Regions from separate parts of the Homo sapiens genome. Here region 1 is linked to region 2. The links are chromatin loops, found by intact Hi-C in ENCODE. Cell type or tissue: heart left ventricle. All regions are shown on one strand. Each heading gives the region's core, and the rest is flanking DNA. Links, peaks and the distances in the headings are about the cores only. Region 1 holds the start of HMGCLL1 (3-hydroxy-3-methylglutaryl-CoA lyase like 1). Region 2 holds the start of BMP5 (bone morphogenetic protein 5).

Evidence for each region. Hi-C counts contacts between places; a loop is a spot of excess contacts. Peaks named below come from ENCODE experiments on the same cell type or tissue, not always from the same donor. Only the 100,000 strongest peaks of a DNase experiment are listed, where the experiment ranks them.
Region 1: a loop joins it to region 2, with 2.6 times the contacts of the local background. A loop is called at or near these places in 4 of 110 quality-filtered maps.

Annotation. Positions count from the first base shown.
Region 1 is chr6:55,574,449-55,585,071 of GRCh38, reverse strand. It overlaps HMGCLL1 (3-hydroxy-3-methylglutaryl-CoA lyase like 1), which reads left to right and starts at 5,880. Exons shown (of 9, transcript NM_001042406.2): 1 at 5,880-6,124. The coding sequence starts at 6,017. In heart left ventricle, for the core only: no CTCF peak of the experiment used is centred there; a DNase peak (open chromatin) is centred at 5,931; H3K4me3 peaks cover 2,725 bases; H3K27ac peaks cover 2,183 bases; H3K27me3 peaks cover 684 bases.
Region 2 is chr6:55,869,717-55,880,339 of GRCh38, reverse strand. BMP5 (bone morphogenetic protein 5) reads left to right here and starts at 4,750. Exons shown (of 7, transcript NM_021073.4): 1 at 4,750-5,964. The coding sequence starts at 5,475. In heart left ventricle, for the core only: no CTCF peak of the experiment used is centred there; no DNase peak of the experiment used is centred there; H3K4me3 peaks cover 4,447 bases; H3K27ac peaks cover 193 bases; H3K27me3 peaks cover 258 bases.

The DNA of each region.
Region 1 (10,623 bases), core at 1,730-9,729, 300 kb after region 2:
TTTTAAACACTCTGTTATCCTTCTGATCAATTTAGATCAGCCAGATATAACATATGTGAGAAGTTATCTAAAATTTTCAGCAATAAAACTGATATGATGAAAGCTTTTTTCCCCTTAGGTATCATCTAGTATTGTTAGCCAGGTTGTTCTCATTGTTTCTTTTTTATTGTTTAAGGCTGTACCACATCACTCTTGTAATGCTCACCAAAGTTCTATGGAATCATTGTTTGAGATTCACCATATGTGTCTTTTATCCCTGCCCAATAGGTATCTTGGCTACATGTCAGTTTGGCATTTGTTACTATAAGAACTTCAATTGGTTCACTTGCTTCTGATTCTATCCATGCTGTCAGCATAGAGACTTTCAAATAGCCATCTCTGGGACCAAAGAAACTCACAAGATAGCAACCTGTTTTAATTAGATCCTTCTCACCCAAGTACTTCCCACTCGAGACAATTGGTATAGTCAGTCTGCCTAGTTTGGCGTTGATTGATCTCTGAAACACAAATCCCTCCTCACTCTGTTTTTGAGACCCTTTGTCTAGAATATAGACAGTGCCAACAACCCTGTAATTTATTATATGGTAGTAATTTATTGCGGTCATTTTATACAGAGAAGAGATAGGGTGAAGAATGGGAGTAAGTGTAGAGCATGTGGCTTCTGTTCAGTTTTCTTTCTTGTGGATTAGTCAAGACATCAGAACCATATCATGAGATCCTCAGGCTCTGAGTTAAATCCAGTGTTCTTCATTCTGTTCAGCATCTCTTGTTCCCTGTCTTTATTTATAGAAGTGATAGGAACTCCAGAATACATTGAAAATTATGGAACAAATATAATACTCAGAGAAAATTTCAAGTAAGAATTCTGTTAAATATGGAGCTTATCGTGGAGATTATTTCCCCTCCCCTCAAACTACTGATATCAAGAACATTCTCAGAAGCTAAATATTGCCAAGAGGCTCACAAGAAGGCACAGGCCTTGCTAGTCAGGATCTGAGGTCTTAAGCACCAAATGGAAGAGTACATTTAAGCAAATGGCCATGTAAGTATGGTAGTTAACTGGGCCATGAACATGAACCATTGGTCTCAAAAGGCCATTCCATATATGAGAGATGAAAAAAAGGTCACCTGGTTCTGTGGTTGAGAAAGTAAATCTCCGTAAGAAGACTGAAAGCAAGTGTCATCATGCATGATTTTAAGTTCTATATTTATTATATCGTTATGAGACTCCAAGCTAAGATGTTAACAAAAACAAATCTCAGCACCACCAAATTAAATCCATTAGATATCCCAGTGAAGCAAAAGTAAAATCATCCTTTAGGAATATTTCAATAACCCATGAAAGATTCCTATAGAAAAATAAATGGCTTCCCAAAGGACTATAAATCATGCTGCTATAAAGACACATGAACACGTATGTTTATTGTGGCACTATTCACAATAGCAAAGACTTGGAACCAACCCAAATGTCCAACAATGATAGACTGGATTAAGAAAATGTGGCACATATACACCATGGAATACTATGCAGCCATAAAAAAGGATGAGTTCATGTCCTTTGTAGGGACATGGATGAAATTGGAAATCATCATTCTCAGTAAACTATCGCAAGGACAAAAAACCAAACACTGCATGTTCTCACTCATAGATGGGAATTGAACAATGAGAACACACGGACATAGGAAGGGGAACATCACACTCTGGGGACTGTTGTGGGGTGGGGGGAGAGGGGAGGGATAGCATTAGGAGATATACCTAATGCTAAATGACTAGTTAATGGGTGCAGCACACCAGCATGGCACATGTATACATATGTAACAAACCTGCACATTGTGCACATGTACCCTAAAACTTAAAGTATAATAATAATAAAAAAAAGAAAAATAAATGGCTTCATCAAAGATAAGTTTACATAAGCAAATTACCAAGCATGCAAATTTGGTTTGTATATGTATTTGCTTTGCACATACAAAGCAAAACTTTAAAAATATAAAGAGAAATTGACAGAAACAGAACTATAGTGGAGGATTTCCACCGTCATGCTGTTTTGGCAAATTAATTAATTATACATACAAAGATTCGTATGATCATTTTCTAGCTACCTACTTTTCTCTCAAAAAATAAATAACATGCTATACTTTAGAAACTTATTATAAGAAATGATTTTGATTATATGTGTGTATGTGTACATACATATATGTATACATATATACAGGTATCGTACAGCCAATAGCATCATGGTTTCAAATAATTTAAATAAAATAAAATGGGAAAAACAAAAAGTATATACAAGAAATATTAATTTTTTCTCTCTGAAATAAAATGTATTAAAATGTTTCTAGAATTAGAACACTAGGTGTCTTCATTGATATCTTTATGTATCTTCTGAATTTCTCAAAATTGCTGTAATAAGAAACATAATTAGAGTGATAGGACATGAAATAATCCTAAAACTTGGGGAAACATGTATAATTTGATATTGCTGAAGTTATGGATAAGTTTAGAAAATGGGTAGGAGTTGAGACTGCAAAGACTGCTAAGAGTCTCTTCATGAAATATTAATTGAACCATTTTTAAGAAATATGACTTACCCCCACCCCCAGAGGTTATGGGACACCTCTAAGAATTTTAAGTTCAGAAATGTTTATCAGATATATATTTTCAAAATCTCTCAGACTATACAGTATGAATTGTTGAGTGCAAAATCACCCAGGAAGCCAGACTACTGTATTAATAATAATAATAGCTAACATTTGCTGGCTGCCTACAACATGCCAGAGACCAAATGTTGAACACTTTATATATTCTGTCATTTAATTTTGGCAACAAGTAAGAACTGTTATTGTCACCCTTTTACACATGTGGATACAGATGCTAACAAAGTTGTCCAGGGTCACTCAGTCCCTGTTAGAACCTGGCTCCCATCATAGATAATCTAGAACCAACTCTTAGGCCCTTCCCCACTGCATTATGGTGTTGCTTGTCAAACAGATAGGAAGTGGAGCAGAGAGAAGTTCTTAGCAAAAGAAAAAGAGCAAGGGATGAGTCCAAGATATTTAACTCAAATCACTTGTTGACAGATTGGTGGGATTAAGGAGAGAAGGAAGTCAAGAATAATTCAGGAGAGACAGGTTGAATTGAATGCTTTTGTACATAGTAAAATCATTAATAAAGTCACTAGAGAAAACAGAAAATTTACTTTAATTTGAGGTGAATGTTCGTATCTTCTTCTGCTTGAGTGAGTAAAATGCAATGAAATAAAAATGGCTTAGTCATATGATGCAGCAAGCATAGTATAGAGTGCAGATGCAGGATATGGCACTTACTCACTTCGTAGTTTTTAACAACTGGTTTCTTTATTTTTCTAATGGAGCCCAAGCTTCTAACCTGTTATATTGCAAGAGAGAACTATAGAACCTTCCACAAACTTCTTTTTATTCTCATTTTATCTAGAGCTTTTTAGAACAGGGGTACATATTGAAAATGTTTTATTTGAGTAATCAGAACAGAAAGATGTACATTAATACTAAGTACAAAAACATATGCTTTTCAAATGTATAAATTTTAAGCATTCATAAATTAACACCAAACTTTACTTACCAGTAAAATCACATCTATTTTAACTCCTGTTTATTCATTAGATTAAACATTCTTAAGATATTTGGTCTTTAAGATTTTGGCATTTGTACAAATTTTGTTTAAAAATTTGAGATCATAGCATTTTCCATATGATATGAATTAAAATAAAAAACAAATACTTTTATATTTATAAGACTTTTCTGTAAAAAAACACGTATCACTATGGTCAACTAATTGGTATATGAAATTTTCTTCAGACCCTTTTAATTTAGAAAACGATTAAGCAATAATTTTTTTTTCCCTAAATGTTCTTGTTCTTAGTAGCAGAAGATCATATCATATCTGACTTATCTTAGAGGTCTTATTCTCCAAAAGTTTAGACTTCAATTTTAATTGCCAATCCTTTTTGAGGTTTAGAATGATTGTTGACTCCATTATGAAGGTTGCCTTGTTAAATTATTGTTGTTGAAGTTGGATCTTTTAAAATTATTTTTAAATATCATGTTCCCTGTTGCAGAATTTAAATATAGAGAGAAAAATGATAGTAAGCATAGATATAACCAGTACCGTCCATTTCACTTGCAGTGGAACAATAACTAACAGCTGAGCTCTGCTGGTACAGCTAATAGATTTAGCTCTATGAATGTACACCTATATGATAGTCATGCTTAGGTAAATAACAACCGGAGTTTTGGTGCTTTACAGAGTTTTAAGCGCATCCAGGAATTGGATAACTTCACTTTAGCAGTTCAGGGAATGTTCTCCAGGTTAAACATCCGGCTGGGCGCGGTGGCTGACCCCTGTAATCCCAGCACTTTGGGAGGCCGAGGAGGTCAGACCACGAGGTCAGGAGATCGAGACCATCCTGGCTAACGCGGTGAAACCCCGTCTCTACTAAAAATACAAAAAATTAGCCTGGCGTGGCGGCCGGCGCCTGTAGTCCCAGCAGCTGGGGAGGCCGAGGCAGGAGAATGGCGTGAACCTGGGGGGAGAAGCTTTCAGTGAGCCGACATCGCGCCACTGCACTCCAGCCTGGGCGACAGAGCGAGACTCCGTCTCAAAAAAAAAAAAAAAAAAAAAAAAAAAGAAAGAAAAAAGAAAAAAAAAATCCTTGGTTAACTGTGAGAAGAAGACTATGACCTCCTCATCCTCTTTGCCCTTTCTAGTGCAGTTTTACCGAAGGATCTACACGATTTCTCTTCCACTCTTTGTCTTTTTCCTCCCTTAACCCATTTATTTTTATTACCTGTGGAAGTCTCACTGCCCACCCCCCAAACCCCCACCCATGCAACACACAAGTGGTAAGGATGGTTTGACTTTGAATGGTAAATTTCTTCTGTGTGTTTATACTACGGTGTGCATCGGTTGGCTCCTGGTTTACATTTGCTCCATCAGCCACCAGGGCTGATGCGTATTCCTGGCCATGGACACCCTGGCTGGGTCTCCGGAAGACCCTAGGTATCCTGCACGAGACTATTCTTGATGACTATGTCATTTTAGCTGCAAACCACTGAACCCACTGCGAAGATTATTAGGGTGTGACAATACACGTAAGTTTACATGTGAAAGTGAGGGGGGGAAGGTAGGCCGGTGGTCTGCTCGAAGGCTATTTTTTCAAACCCTCTCTTCCACTAAAAATGTCTCCAATTCTAATATCCTAAGAACTTGTATAGAATTTTCCGTTTGGATAAATCTAGTCCTTAGGGCTTTAATAATTTTGTGCCATGAGACTTTTAAACACGCAGTTCCATTTCAGCGCTTAACCGCAGCACCAACTTACAGCTTACCTCTCATTTAGGAACGTACCTCTGAGAGTACCTCTGACATGTAACCTAATTTAAGACTATCTTTTCCTTTTCATTAGACTGTTGGATATGTTTTAACCTTGCTGATTGCCTCAAAAACATTTTTAAATAGAGCTTATTGTTATAAAGCATAAACTCCGTGAGCTCAACGGTAGGCAAATCTACACTTGAGCACCCAAGGCTGCAGCTGGGAATGAACGAACTCATCAACATAAACACTCACGCCCCTTCCTTTTATTTTAGACCCCTTTTCTTCTACACCTGATCTATGCCAGGTGAGAAGTAGGTGGGCACGTTAAGATACAGTCAGCCCTGGGCGCTCAGTGTAGTGCGGAAAATGAGACACCCCTGGACATCCTCTGGCTCAGCTCCTTTCTCTCCTGTTCAGGTGCTCGGCATTTCTGTCGATTCCCGCAGGTGCCCCGTGCACCCGCTGCCCCAGGCGCGGCCACCTGCCACGCCCCACTCCCCGCCCTCTCGGCGCCGCCGCAGTGCGCAGAACAGCTCTGGTCCTCACAGCCAGTGCACCGGAGGGGCGCGCTCCCGAGCTGGCGCAGTTTCCCAGCGCGGTGCCCGCCCCTCATCCTCCTCCAGTCTCCCTCCCCTCGCCGACTGCCGCCCCAGGCTCCGCCATGGGGAATGTGCCATCCGCGGTGAAGCACTGCCTCAGCTACCAGCAGCTTCTCCGGGAGCATCTCTGGATCGGGGATTCAGTGGCAGGGGCGCTCGACCCCGCGCAGGTACCACCTCGCGGCCCAGGGTGTCCCCACCCTCATGCGCACACTGACAGCCAGCCTCTCTCCCTGCAACCTCTTGGTGCCCTCCTCCCTTTATGTCACCTCCTCACCCCAGGACCCTTCCCGCAGCAGTTCTGTCGTGTTAGGCCGCACCCCTTAAACGGTTTCCCGTTATCTCTCTTCGGTGAATGTATCGACCCGCCTCTACAGATCAGACCCTGCAAAATCCCTGCCTGTGACCATTTGCTGGTCGCCTAAAGAAAAGAATTCCTTCTCTGTGTTTTCCTGGAAAGGGATGCATTACGTAATACAATTTGTATTCATAGGTATTCCTTCAAGGATACCGCCCTTATTCTCAGTGCTCCTTGTACTGTGTAACAAAGACTACAAATTTGTCACAATGTGAGGCAGAAAAAGGAATGAAACCGGTAGAAGGTTAAGAAGACATAGTAGGATGAAATAATCCATCAGAACATTAATTATCCCAAATGTATTTGTGCTTCAACAAACTTGAAAGAAAGTGTAAATAACAGCAATTTCAGACTAAAATTTATTCCCACATTGTTCCTGAAAGGGCATGTTAAGACAATAGGCAACTTAATATTATTCATATACTTATGATTTAATGCACTCTTAACCAGTGTCAGATAAATAAAGAAAAGGTGTATAAAGAAATTAACTTTTTCCTTAAAAAACTTGAAAATCTAAAATTCCACAAAATATTAAATAACTGATAATTGTTATGAAAATGTTGAAACATGGAATAAAGGAGGAGCACTGTGAGGACTTCTTGTTAAATTACAGGTGCTGGATACAAGATTATTTCTGATTCGACTAGTGAACAAAATAACTTCTGTTATTGTAATATTTTAGTCATTAAGCATAATTGTACCATGTGGATTTAAATCAACTATTCTAATATAAAATATTCATTTTCTATTGTGTATTCTCAGTTTAGTGTATCATATGTGAAATTGCAATCTTATCTTTACAAATTGGAATTCAGCATTTGTGTTCTTTAGAAGATATTTTGTTTCTCGTTACTTAAAAGATGGCCATGGTCATCTAACTCAAAACCTGTTGATGACAGTGGTAGAGGTGAAAAGTTATCCTTTATCTTCCCACATGTTAATATGTCTATTTAATTTTCCTACCTTCTATTTTGACCTTCCTGATGTAACTTTTATCTTAATGTTCTTGACTTTTTAAATTCAGTCTGTTATTTAATCAGGAACCATTAACTTATATTTCCTAAGTCTGAGAGTTTATATGATTTTTCTTTTTGAGTGAATATTATATTTCTCTCTCCCTCTTTATTTTCTGATTTACACATTTTGTGGGTTTTATGGACAATGATAGAAGATTGGTTGCAGGTAAGGATGTCTTATTTGCCCTGCTAAGATATGGAAGCAGGTTAAATGAAAATGACTAGGATTCCCGAGAAATAAAATTCTGGGGCATTCATCAGCTTAATGAAGACTTTTTTGGCCCATTCTGAAGATATAATAGCCCTTCTCTAAATATTGCCTTTTTACCCACCAACTGCTTTGCCTAGAAAACTCTTATTTGTCTCTCAAGTACAGATTTTAAATTTTTTTTTTTTTTTAGTCCAGCCCTTTGCTCCCTCCAGAGTTATGCTTCTTTTTGTGTTCTCGGGAATTTTTAAAAATAATTCTGTTTTAGTTCCAATACTGTTGAATTGTGATTTTTTCTATCTTATCGTAATTGAACTCACAGCAGCACTAACATCTGACACTTGGCTTTTTGAACTTTATCTTCCTAGACTTCTCTTCTAACAAACCTTCACTGCTTTCAGCCCGATGTCTCTGGCTTCTCAGTCTCCTTGGCAGGCACGGTGGCTTGTATCCACTGGGTAAATATCCAGATGCCCCATCACTATCTACACTCTTCCTAGTGTGAGTTTGAGTGACAATCTACACTCACTGATTTGATTACTGTTTGTGTACCAGTGTTTTCTAGACTTACATTCCCCTATTTCTCTTGAATTCCAGTCCAGATGTTCAGCTGCTCATTTGACATCATCGCTTAGGTATCTCAAAAGCAACTCAAACTCAAACATTTTCAAAATTTTATTAATGTTCTACTTCTTCCAACACTGGACTTTCTGCAATATTTCCTATTGCAGGGAATGCCAGTATAATTTATTCAGTTCTATGAGCCATACACCAGAAACTATCTTCTTTCATTTCCCTCACACCCAAAGTATCACTGAGTCCTGCAATTTTACTTCTTGAATTTCTTTCAAATCTATTTTTCCAACTTCATTGCACCAATCAATTTTAAAATGGCATTATCTCTCATATGGATGACTGGGCTGTTGCAGTAGTCTTCTTACTTTCCAGGAATCCCTCTTCAACCCAATGCCTATATAGCTAATTGGAAAGTGTTCCCTATTTCAAATAAAATAATGCTATTTCTCTGTTTCAAAACCATCCGTGAATTTCCATTGCTTTTAAGAGTGGACACCAAAACTTTTAATGTGTTTTCTAAACTTCAAATGATCTTTTCATTGCATCTCTCAGCAACATCATCTTAAGCTATTCTTTTTTGTTCTTGCCACTTTAGCCACAGTGGCCTTTTTTGAGTTCTATAATAAATTGTGTTCCCTCTGGAACCACAGTGTTTGCTTACCTTCCTCTCTGCTAGGAAGATTGTTTTCAACAAATTAACTTCTAATTAATCTTCCGCCCTCAACTTGCATGTTACCCTCTCGTGAAATCTCTCCCAGACTCTCCATGCCAGCAGCTTTTGTTAGACTTCTATTGCATAGTAACCTATTGTAGATAATATGCATTATATATTTATTTTCATGATTACTTGATATTTAATTGCTTTGCAGATATTAAGCATAGTAAAACTAAGGAAGCAATTCACCACGGGATTCTCAACACTTATCAGAATGTCTGGTTAATTTTTTATGGCCAATAATACTTTTTGAATGAACAAATGAATTAATGTTTTCCCTTATAGGCCATAAGCATCACATGCCCATGAAGACCATGGACTTCTTCTTAGCATTTGTTCAAGGTCCAACAAAATGATTGGCACACTGTAGCATCATGATAAATATTTGCTAAGTGAATACAAAATCAGTGAGAATGGGGACATGGTATAGAGTTTGATCTTAGCACCAATCGATGAATATTATTACTGTTTTTCTCTCACCTTTTTGTCTCATAGGACCTCATAGTAGTTTAATGGAGAGATGAGGTAAAAATGGTTTCTGGAGGCTGTCAACACAGCAGAGAGCTTAACTAATTCTCTATTGTTGAATCTGGCAGAGAGAATCATGAATAAACCTGACTCCTGTAATATGAAATAATTTGATTGTAGTTAGAACAGATAGAAAATTCTGTATTTTGAAATAATTATGTGTGTGCAATAGAATATTGAAAACCTCGATATTTTTCTGTTACCAACTTATTCCATGGTTTTGTGTGTGCAAGAGCATGGCCACACCTTAATTTTTCAGCTTACATATTAGAGATAATATATCCCTGATGAATTATTAGACTTAAATTAAATATTGTGTGTATGAATATATACACATATACATATTAGAAGTTTAACAATGTACTATCAAATATAAAAAGAATAAATATGAATGAAAGGCTTATTCTATCACAGGTCCACTAATTAAATTATGTGGGTCTCTGTTTTTGCTAATGACAATGGTTTTGCAGAAAATTCCCTTAATAGACCAAGAGGTTGAAATTGCTCATTCTGTAATTCAAGCTATCTCTTAGGACCTGTTTTATTTTCTGTAGTTGTCTCTGTTAAAAAGAGTATAATGAAGCTGGCTTAATTGGCATGTTTTAAAGTTTTGATTAAATTTAAGTTTCCTAGTGAAGCGATCCCCCTTTGATTTTCAAGTGTTCCTTAAGCAATAACTAAATCTCTTCACATATTAATGCCCTTTTGCAAAAATAAAATTTCCAAAGACCTAAATTCTAATATAAATAATGTTTCAAACCTATTATATTTCTAAAATAAAGTAGTAGATTATGTGAGATTAAATTTATAGTTATTTTACATTCGATTCTGATCCTTTGTGTTACATTTGCTGTCAGCAAAAATTATGATTCAGCGTAAAGTTATTTGGTGCTAAAGGGTCTCTGGAATTTAAATGTATTATATTTCTGCTTAAATGTAATAAGATGATAATGTATCTTTATACTTTTGGCCTGCAACTGTGTAGTTGTTAGTACATTTACTAAATATTTTAGGATGATTGAGGAGGAATTTTCAGACAGGGACCAAACTGCCATCATACTGTTTTCTATTTGTCTCATGTATTCTTTATTTGTCTCCTTACCATTTTTTATTCTTTTCCAGCTTCTTTTGAAATCATGTAGCATTTTAATTTCTCATTTTCCCCCTGAATTGACATGTTAGTGATATACTTTTTTTTACTATACCCTTAATTGCTGTCTATAAGATGTCAACATACAACCGTGGCTTATTAAAATAATATATTAGTA
Region 2 (10,623 bases), core at 1,706-9,705:
CAGCCTGGTTTGAGAGCCTTCGTGTTAGAGGGATATTTACATGTACAGCTTGAATATTAATAATTATTGTTATGTTCCCCATTATTATATTTCCTTAGGGTATTATGTCTTAGGAAGCAGATAGTCCATATCCTCTCATATCACAGAATATTAATGGATCTTGGATGATGTATACACAAGTTCTTTACGTTCCTGATGGACAATTTCTGTCATATATCTTGGGCCAATTTGTTAGGCTGTAAATTTATCTTAAAGGTTTTGAAGAAGACCCTATAAAATATTATCTGCTTCCTAGGAAAAAAGAATGCTATGGAATAGTAGGGCCATTTCATTAAAGCATTACAGATAATAGTAGGTCTGCCATCAAGGCCATTTTGCATTAGATAATTTTTAAGTTTTCTTTAAATTGTCTCATTGTGAACATATCAGACTAGTGACATTTATAGATTTTACTTCCTTCTGAGGATCAAGTTGCTGTTAATGGGAATTTTGGGGTAACTTGGCAGTCGTGCCTTTCATGAACTATCACGGGTTTTGAATTGGTCAACTTATTGGTAAAATACTTGTAGTTAGAGTCAGCCATCTACAAAAGTATAAATAGTGTGGGCTTATAAGCATTTACTTTGATACTCACAAACATGCCTTTAGTGTATTCTTCCATGCTCCAGACCCCACCTCATCCCAGGGTCTACTATGTGTTTCAAGTCTGCATGTACCTACTGAGCCTTAGCAGGTGTGCTGTTAATTGCTAATGTTCCTTAAAAATGGTCATTTTCAGGGCTTCTTGCATTGTAATATGGGTCATAAAAACAGCACCAACAAAACAAAACAAAACAAAACATACAATAAGCAATTACAGTGCAAAGGAATGAGGTGTTAACTGACAGGAGTAGAAGTTGCTCATTTGGGCCAAGGGCTACTTTAATTCAATATGCTGTCCTTGTAATGAGAGACCGAGGTATTTTGCAAGTTCTAATGTAATTCTTTATATAATGCTTTCTCTTCTGAGTTATTCCAATTGCCTAGTATTGACAGAAGTTTGTAGTTAGATTCAAAACTCTGGGGTAAGATGTGTAACTGGCAAGTTTCTTTATGAAAGGAAACTTTAGAAGGTTAGGGGGGCTGCATACTAAGAGATGCAGCAATTCATCAACTCATCAGCTTAAGGAATCCTTATAACTATCACTTCAGAGAGACCTGCCCTTAAAAAATTCCCTGGAATATTGTTCATCTTTGCTAAGAAAATAGACTGTTATACAAATATTAACTGAGCCACTAATATGTACTGCTTTACACCGGTGACCAAAATAAATTCTGCCCTTATTTTCATGCAGTTTGCATTGCAGTTAAAATCTCAAGAAAAAAAGTAGAAATCTCCCTTGATTAATAACTACATTGAAATAATAATTTTATGTCCTTAAGTCTATTGATAGGATAACATTTGCTCTCAAGAAATAATATAAAAACAATCTTAGGAACATGTAATAATATGAAGCATATTGAAAAATCTTCTGTTCATTTAAAACTATTCGGCAATGTCACCATCCATGAAAAATAATACCAAACATTTCAAAAGTTTTTGGTGACTGTATTTTATTATGCATTTCCAAGACTTCCTTAACAACTAGAAATCAAGATGGACAAAAAGCCTATGCTGCCCGTGATTACAGTTCCCTTTCAGGTTATAACAAGCAAATCTAAGTCAGATGGTAGTGGTGTAGCACTGCTCTGCCTTCCTTTGGACCACACCATATTCTCTATTTATATGTTTTTCACTCAAAGAGAGTGAACTGAAGCAATTTAATACTATAGATGCTGCTTTGTTATGCATTTGTCCATGTAGTCACCAAAAAGATTCTAGAACGTGATACCTTCCCTAAATTATCCCACTGCTTCCAGCCTCTTCAACATTCTAAGTGGCCTTATCTCCACCCTTTCCTCTTACTCCCTCCAATACAATCTAAGACAGCTTTTGCTTAAGATTTATAATTACATTCAAAGGATTTTGAATTTTGTTTTAATTTGAGAGACAATTTAGAAAGCAGATGCCATTTATATTGGGTATTTGTCTTTCGCTGCAGTCATATCTTTATATTAGGAGATTTTTCTCCTAATAGAGAGAAAGGAGAAATGTTTTCAAGGAGAAAACAACACAAAAACAAAAAGCCAAAAGTGAAATAGAAAGGTCCTTGTGAGCAAAACAGACTTAAACGCTTCAAATTTTTTCAGAGCAAGTTTCTTTTAAAAAGCCAAAAAAAAAAAAATTGGTTGATTGGACATAGTTGGTTTATATATCAATGAACGAAATGTGTCAGATTTTAATGAGGGAAAGAGAAAAATGATCAGAAAGAATGACAGTGCAGAAATACTTCTTACATGAATTGCATTGTCTCTGTTCCTTACCAGAAGGTTCCTAACATTAGGATATACCCAGGGAAATACTACATTGTGAAAGGTAGATTTTTACAAGGCTCCTTTTTTTTTTCTTTGAAATGTGCTTATCTTTAGACACAATTTTTGTGATGCCCTGGGTGTTTTTCCTGTCCCCATGTCTTCTTTCTCAGCATATGCTTATTCCGTATGTTCAATGCCTTATACAACTTTAAATACATACTCTGAAATTTGGAATGTTTATACTTTTCAGTTGCAAAATACTTTATCCTTCAAATTGCTCTCACATACAAGTCTACCTGAGAATTCAAATGATGGAGTAAAATACATATACTTTTAATTGAAAATGAATCTGACTTTTTGTTTGGCGATTACTATTTCCTCTTTATTCCTGGAAGGCTTTTTCTTTATTTTCTTTCTCTCACTGCACAAGTTGATCTTTTTGAAAAATGAGTGTTTGCCAAATCTAGTCTGAGTTGGAAGGGAAGGTCGGCGGGAAGGGTGATTACTTAATATTCTGACTAAGAATACTAGCAACTGATTTCCAATATAGAGGTAGGCTATATGCCTGGTGAAACAATTAAATTATAATTACACTGATTGATATTATAAATCATGCTTTGGGAAAATGAGTTTTTAAGACTTGTGATGCCTAGTCTCATTTTTATTTTTCACATGTATCTTAGAACAAAAATCCACACATATGGAAGATAGTAAGAGTTGTTTCTTCCTCTAGTGTGGTAAATTTTTACTTTGTAACTCTATGCTGTGCTCTAGAGACAAATGAAGCAAATTCATAACTTTGATGATATATTTTAAAATATTGAGAACTGTAGCCTGCTTTATCTAGGATGTTTTGTAAATGCAGAGAAACTTTTTGTCTTGAAGTAATTGATTTGACTTTGTTTCTTAGTTTGGTTTGGATGTTAAATAAGCAATGTCAAGAATTTTAGCCATTTAAACTATTTCTTTTTGAAGTGGTATTTCTTAACTTACTTTCAACCTGCACTATTGCTATTCTTTGTGATATCTATTTTACAAGGGTGTTGCATGTATGTCAGCATTTGCATCTGCTACTGTGGCATCCTACATGACTATTAATAATTAAATTTCAGTAAAGCAAATATTAAATAGCAACATCAAGTTTTCGTGCAATAACTTTGTATAAGAAAATGATGCGTACAATAAGATTCTGCAAACCCTTTCAGTATTCTGCATTCACCAATAACTGAAGACTTCTAAGAAATATGACTTTTCTTTATACATTCAGAGGAAATATTTAAAAAGAAACAAGAAACCAGGCGCCTCTAGGTAGAGTAAAGGAAAAACATTAAAATTTCATAACAGCTCTAGAATTTGCTCGATAAATTTACATTGGTATCAGCATACTATCCCAGACAATGAAAGTATTGTGAGCCCTAAGGTTAAGTGAGAGCCTGTAAGGAAAATTATAGCTGCACAAAAACATTGTAGACTTCCAAATTTTAAAGGCATTAAACATTAAGGATAAACACATACTTTGCTCATTTCCTTGGATTAAGTATGGTATTTTAGAAAGGTGTGCATTTTCCCCATTTTACCCATCAAATTTTAAAAACTCAAATTTCAATCTGCATGTAGTCATGACGATTTGATTTGTGTTTATTTGCATGGGTTAAAACAAGTCAAAGTATTGAATACAATTTATGGGAAATATCTAATTTGTAAGTCTGTGTATATTTCAACTGAAATAACTTAAAAGTTATGAATCATGACACTACATCTTAGGATATTTGTATTTCAACTTTCTGCTTAAAATTTTAATACTTAAAGACACTTAAAGCTAGGTTATCTAATTACTGTTATTGAATTATTACAACTACTATTTTGGCAGCTAGAATATATTTATTAGTGATTAATTGTCTGCTGTATTTTATTTTAAAAGGATCTGGCTGTCATTAAGAAACAGTGAATTAACCTCAATTTACAACTCATCCTTTTATTTTTTAAGAAGTGCATTTTAATGACTTACAAAAACTAGAAATAATCTCAAATACAGAACCGAGATTCATCAAGCTAACTTAGGCACAACCTGAGACTTAATACAGAAGTGTATTAAGTACATGTCACTGAAAAAAGATCTAAAGAAGTACTATGTAAAATGGATGGCAAAATTTTCAGTGTACTACTTGAAAACTGCCTTTTATTTCCCCTAGAATTTGTATGTCCCATGCATCACTGTTTCATGTTAGATGCGTGGTTATAAAATTGTGAAAATGGAGACTTTTCTGGTAGCAAAAGGGTTAAGTTCTTTTTGCTTTACCAGTTTCAAATTACAATGAGAAGCCTCTTCTTTCCCAGCAGGGTTGTGCTTACACTACTCTTTAGATCTCTCTTGAAGAGGGCTGGTATATTTGTGCCTGCTGGAGGTGGAATTAACAGTAAGAAGGAGAAAGGGATTGAATGGACTTACAGGAAGGATTTCAAGTAAATTCAGGGAAACACATTTACTTGAATAGTACAACCTAGAGTATTATTTTACACTAAGACGACACAAAAGATGTTAAAGTTATCACCAAGCTGCCGGACAGATATATATTCCAACACCAAGGTGCAGATCAGCATAGATCTGTGATTCAGAAATCAGGATTTGTTTTGGAAAGAGCTCAAGGGTTGAGAAGAACTCAAAAGCAAGTGAAGATTACTTTGGGAACTACAGTTTATCAGAAGATCAACTTTTGCTAATTCAAATACCAAAGGCCTGATTATCATAAATTCATATAGGAATGCATAGGTCATCTGATCAAATAATATTAGCCGTCTTCTGCTACATCAATGCAGCAAAAACTCTTAACAACTGTGGATAATTGGAAATCTGAGTTTCAGCTTTCTTAGAAATAACTACTCTTGACATATTCCAAAATATTTAAAATAGGACAGGAAAATCGGTGAGGATGTTGTGCTCAGAAATGTCACTGTCATGAAAAATAGGTAAATTTGTTTTTTCAGCTACTGGGAAACTGTACCTCCTAGAACCTTAGGTTTTTTTTTTTTTTAAGAGGACAAGAAGGACTAAAAATATCAACTTTTGCTTTTGGACAAAAATGCATCTGACTGTATTTTTACTTAAGGGTATTGTGGGTTTCCTCTGGAGCTGCTGGGTTCTAGTGGGTTATGCAAAAGGAGGTTTGGGAGACAATCATGTTCACTCCAGTTTTATTTATAGAAGACTACGGAACCACGAAAGACGGGAAATACAAAGGGAAATTCTCTCTATCTTGGGTTTGCCTCACAGACCCAGACCATTTTCACCTGGAAAACAAGCGTCCTCTGCACCTCTCTTTATGCTGGATCTCTACAATGCCATGACCAATGAAGAAAATCCTGAAGAGTCGGAGTACTCAGTAAGGGCATCCTTGGCAGAAGAGACCAGAGGGGCAAGAAAGGGATACCCAGCCTCTCCCAATGGGTATCCTCGTCGCATACAGTTATCTCGGACGACTCCTCTGACCACCCAGAGTCCTCCTCTAGCCAGCCTCCATGATACCAACTTTCTGAATGATGCTGACATGGTCATGAGCTTTGTCAACTTAGGTATGTTGTTCATTTGTTTGTTAATCTATGTTATTACAAAGTGGAAGTTTTCCCTAATGGTAAAGGAGCTGCTTGGTAGGTGGTCATGTTTATATAAAGACATTTTCTCTAACTCTCCTGTTTAGCTTCTGTTTTCTTTCTTTCATTGATGCCTTAGGCAAAAAGTCATATATATATATTTAATATGAATAGTTAAATTTAAACACTTATAGTGTGGGTCTTTTCAGATCTTGTTAAAATTTCAACCTCGCTTAAATATATGAATGCAAAGGCAATAGTCTAAAAACAGGGAAATTTATGAGGATAGCTATGCTATGGGCAACAATAAAAAAAAGAAGCACTTACAGATGGGAAAGTAAAAGTGACATTCGGAAGCACTTTTTTTTTAAGTGATTTAAAGCACATGTAAGTATATATTCACATACTACTTAAAAATCTCTCATCTAGGGGAGGCAACTACTGTAAAAATATAGAGGTAAAATTAACCAAGATTGAATAGCACCATAAAAGATTACTATCAAGGAATCAAGGAAGGGATTCTGAAATTCTATAGTAAATATTTCAGAAATAAAGTTTCAATCTAACAGTTCTTAACTGTAATGAGTAAAGTATGTTATAGCTACTTGATTTTTTTCACAGGCAAGAAAAATGTAAAACATGCTTTAGTGGTCTTTATCTATACAAAATTTTCCTTCTATATGAGATAAAATATTTGAAATTTTCTGTAAACCACAACAATATTAATGAGAAAATTTTAAAATTATGTTTTAGTTGTAGCTGGTACTTCATGGTGGTTTTTAAATACTGATAATGTCAAATGATAATTTAGTTCCCAATATTCCCTCTCACAATAATATTATGGATTACCAATTTCAAATTATTTTATAAGGGCTGTTGTTTTCTTTAAATGTTTTAGTAAAAATTGAAGGTGAAATTTACTATCTCTGGCAGTCAAAGGAAAATAACATCGAATATATTTTATGTTTGAAGATTAAAAACTCTATCAACAAATTTAATCCACTGGGAAGAATTGAGAACTTTATGATGTTATAGCTTTTAGAACTTTGTTTTAAAAATGCAATCTGCTTTGACTTAAAATTAACATGTTTTATTAAACACTTAATTAAAAACTTCCTCATGTAACATCTCAAAGGAAATATTCTTTGAAAAGTCAGATTATCAACAAATCTTAATAACACATGGATGCTTTTATAATATATGTTGCTTAATATACTCTGCTCATTTGCTCTTAGCAATCCTAGCATGAAGGATAAGGTACTTAATAAATCGTACGTTTTATGTTGCTAGAGACAAAGGTCTCATTATTAAGTGAGTAAGTCATAATTTGTTGCACTAATCAGGTGTCCTGGAGGCCTTTTCTTCTACGTATAATTAACAGACTTCACATGGAACTTTTTAGTCATTAAAATATAGCTTAATTTCAAATTAATGTGATTGCTTTTACCTAGTATAAGGGATATGCAAGTGTAGCTTGTGGTACATTTTGCTTTGTAACATTTCTAAAGTATTATTCAAGAATTTAAAGTAGTTTAAATATTTTAATAGAAAAATTTCAACCTAGCAAAATTTATATATTCATAAACCATTGAGAAAATCAGGTCATATCATCTAAAATCTGACAAAGAAGCATATGTATGTTACATATTTTAATAAACGATAGCTCAGTCATGAATGTCATAATATATTTTATTAGAATTGCTCTGATCATTCACAAGAGAAGTGTAAGCATGATTTTTGGATTTATGTGTTTACTTTTTATAAATCTACATAGAGTAAGAAAGTCAAAACCAATAATAGTTTTATTCATTGATTCCTATAACTTTTTTATTATTGAGAAACACATTTAAAAATAAATGACATTTTGGTTACATTGTTCAGATTATAATAACATAGCAGTTTATTAGTTTATTGCCTATATGAAGAAATACAATTATTCATTTGACTCTAGAGAAACAATATTAGCTATAAGCTTTAGAGAAACTGTGTGTTTATTTTTATCATGCTTGAACTTCTGAGTAGTGCTTTATATTCAATAACAAACTATGTTGTTTCTTCTTTATTTAATAATTCCAAACTAAATGTCTTACATGAAATTACTGACAAACTGATTCTGATACTAGGTGAGTTTTTCTTGGTAGACTTTAAGGAAAATTAAACCACAGTTTAATTATCCTTTGATCATGCCTTCAAATACATTCAAGATTTATAGTTGATCACTGCTTAGTAAAAAGCTTCAACTTTTGCATTTCTTTTATAATCAAATAAATAAATAAGCATACTCAGAAAAGGTGAAAGTGTAATAACATTATTAGCTGCAATAAGAGTGCCAGTGCTTTTTAAATGTAATATCCGTTAGCAAATATTACCTGTAGTTTATTTCATGTTCTTATAAGACTAAAAAGGATTAGATTTTATTTTTTCACTGTCTTAAAAGACATGCATATAGTTGAGACTAAGTACAAATGAGTCACATTAGTAGTAGGCAAGGGATTTGTATTGAGGAAGTCACCTGGATATTTAAATATGTGAAAAGAATCTGTTGACATTTCCCATAATTAGAAGAATTATATAAAAAGGATCTAGTAGCATCCTTTTAAAAAATGCTTGTGTGTTGTCCTTTTCAAGTCAAATAATGGATTTTCCACAGGTACCTTGCCATTCAGAAATTCTTTTTTCAACATAGTTTTGGTCACGAAGAACAATTAAACTTAATCCAAACTCAGAATCATGTTTAACAGAATACCTACTGTTTAAAATTCAGATGAGATTAGCTTTATATTCATAAGTGAAAAATAGATTTGAATTTACTAAAAGCAAAATAAAAAGTAAATAAATTGCCTAAGGCATGCAGACATCTGAATATGAAACCAAACATATCATTTTAACCTTTATTTTAGTGACTCGTTTATTTTGAAGAAACAAATATAAATTATTAACTGTGTGAAGAGAAATATTCCTTCGATCATATTCATTATTCTTAGGCCACTTTTATCAGTCTCATAGTATTAAATTTTACAGATTGAATTCTTTGCTTTTTCCCTAAAACTGTTGAATATCAGTGGAACTTTTGCTTGGTCAATATAATATTATTTTGTTAGTAATAAAAATGTTTTTCTGTTTAGTTTTATTTTCTTTTTTAACCATCTCTTTGTCAAAAGTGCTAAGTGTTAGTATATGTATTAAATACCAGTACAAGTTAAAGACATGATTAGATAATTTGCTTACAATATTTATCTCTTGTTTACACAAATAAAACATGTAGTGTATTTCTAAGATCTTTTAGTTAGAAGCCAATTTTATTTGATTACTTGGTGACATTATCACCATAATGACATAACACTAGATGTTTTAGAGGAAGTAAAAACAGGAAAATTACTTTTATATTATTCTTTGTATCTACATATTCCTCTGGAAAAAGTTGAACTTTGAGTTTATTAATGGTTTTTCTCTTAGATGTATTTCAAGAATACGTTTTAATTCCAAGCACAAAAGTATTTAAATGTGTTGTTAAATTTTTTAAATATAAAAACATATTTAGTCTGTTATCATGAAAGAAAAACGCTTTCAAAAACTAAACCTTTTTTGCCTACTTACCCTAATCATTAAGTTCTCTTGGTACTGGAAGGAAAAAATGCTTTATGTTCTCAGTTGACAGATTTGAAAGACATCATTGATAATTTATTATTGTTTTTGGCTGAATCAAGTGCCCAGTGGAAAGTAATTTATATACAAATCTACCTAAAGATGCCTATCTATGTAGTCTCTCCAACAGAGTTATTAACACTTGTGTAACATAAACACACCCATAAACACATGGAAGTTTTTTTTGAAGGGGGATGGGTTGGAAGGAAAGATAATATAAAGCCATTATAGTATATATTCATAAATTATGCCTGGAGTAACTAATGCTAATAATGGGTAAAGCAACAATCATTCTGTAAAAGTTTTAACTTTTGAAGAGAAAAATATTGCTGAGTGAGGAGACCTTTTTCTCTCTTCTTCAACAACACTTCACATTCATAATCACGACCAACGGGATTCTTTTTCTCCTTTAAAGATGGTTGATTATCAAGTGATTGGCATGACAGACAAACTCTGGGTTGCCAGAGATAGTTATAATCATAGTTTAATTAAATGCTTTTTTTTTTTTTTTCAAATTGTAGTGGTTACTCACAAATATCAAATTTTAAAAGTTTAATGAGACGTATTAGCTGGAACTAAGAAGGACTTGGGACTGCCTCAGCTGCCACCTCTCCTTCCCTTTCATTCTTCCATTTTCTGTAATATCACCACTCTCCCTCCTCCCTTCTCATCCCAGTATTTTTTGGCCTTTCCTCCTTGTTCTTGGTCTCTGTAGCCCCAGGCTCTCTTGGCACCCCTCTCCTTACCACTCCCACACTTCCTGGGGTCTGCCTTTCGTCCTGGTTTGCTAGAGGCTTAAATTAGTTGAAAATCAATTAGTTACAGTTTGAGAATTGAGGTACACTCTCCTGTTTTCTCTCCAGTTGAGAAGGAAAAGGTTATGATGTGCCAACTGCAGCCTCCACCCACTGGGAGAAAAGCTCCCCAGGGCATCAGAGCTGCCCTGGCTCTTGCCATCCCCTGTAATTGTTTCTCCATCATCCCATTCTTCTTTGC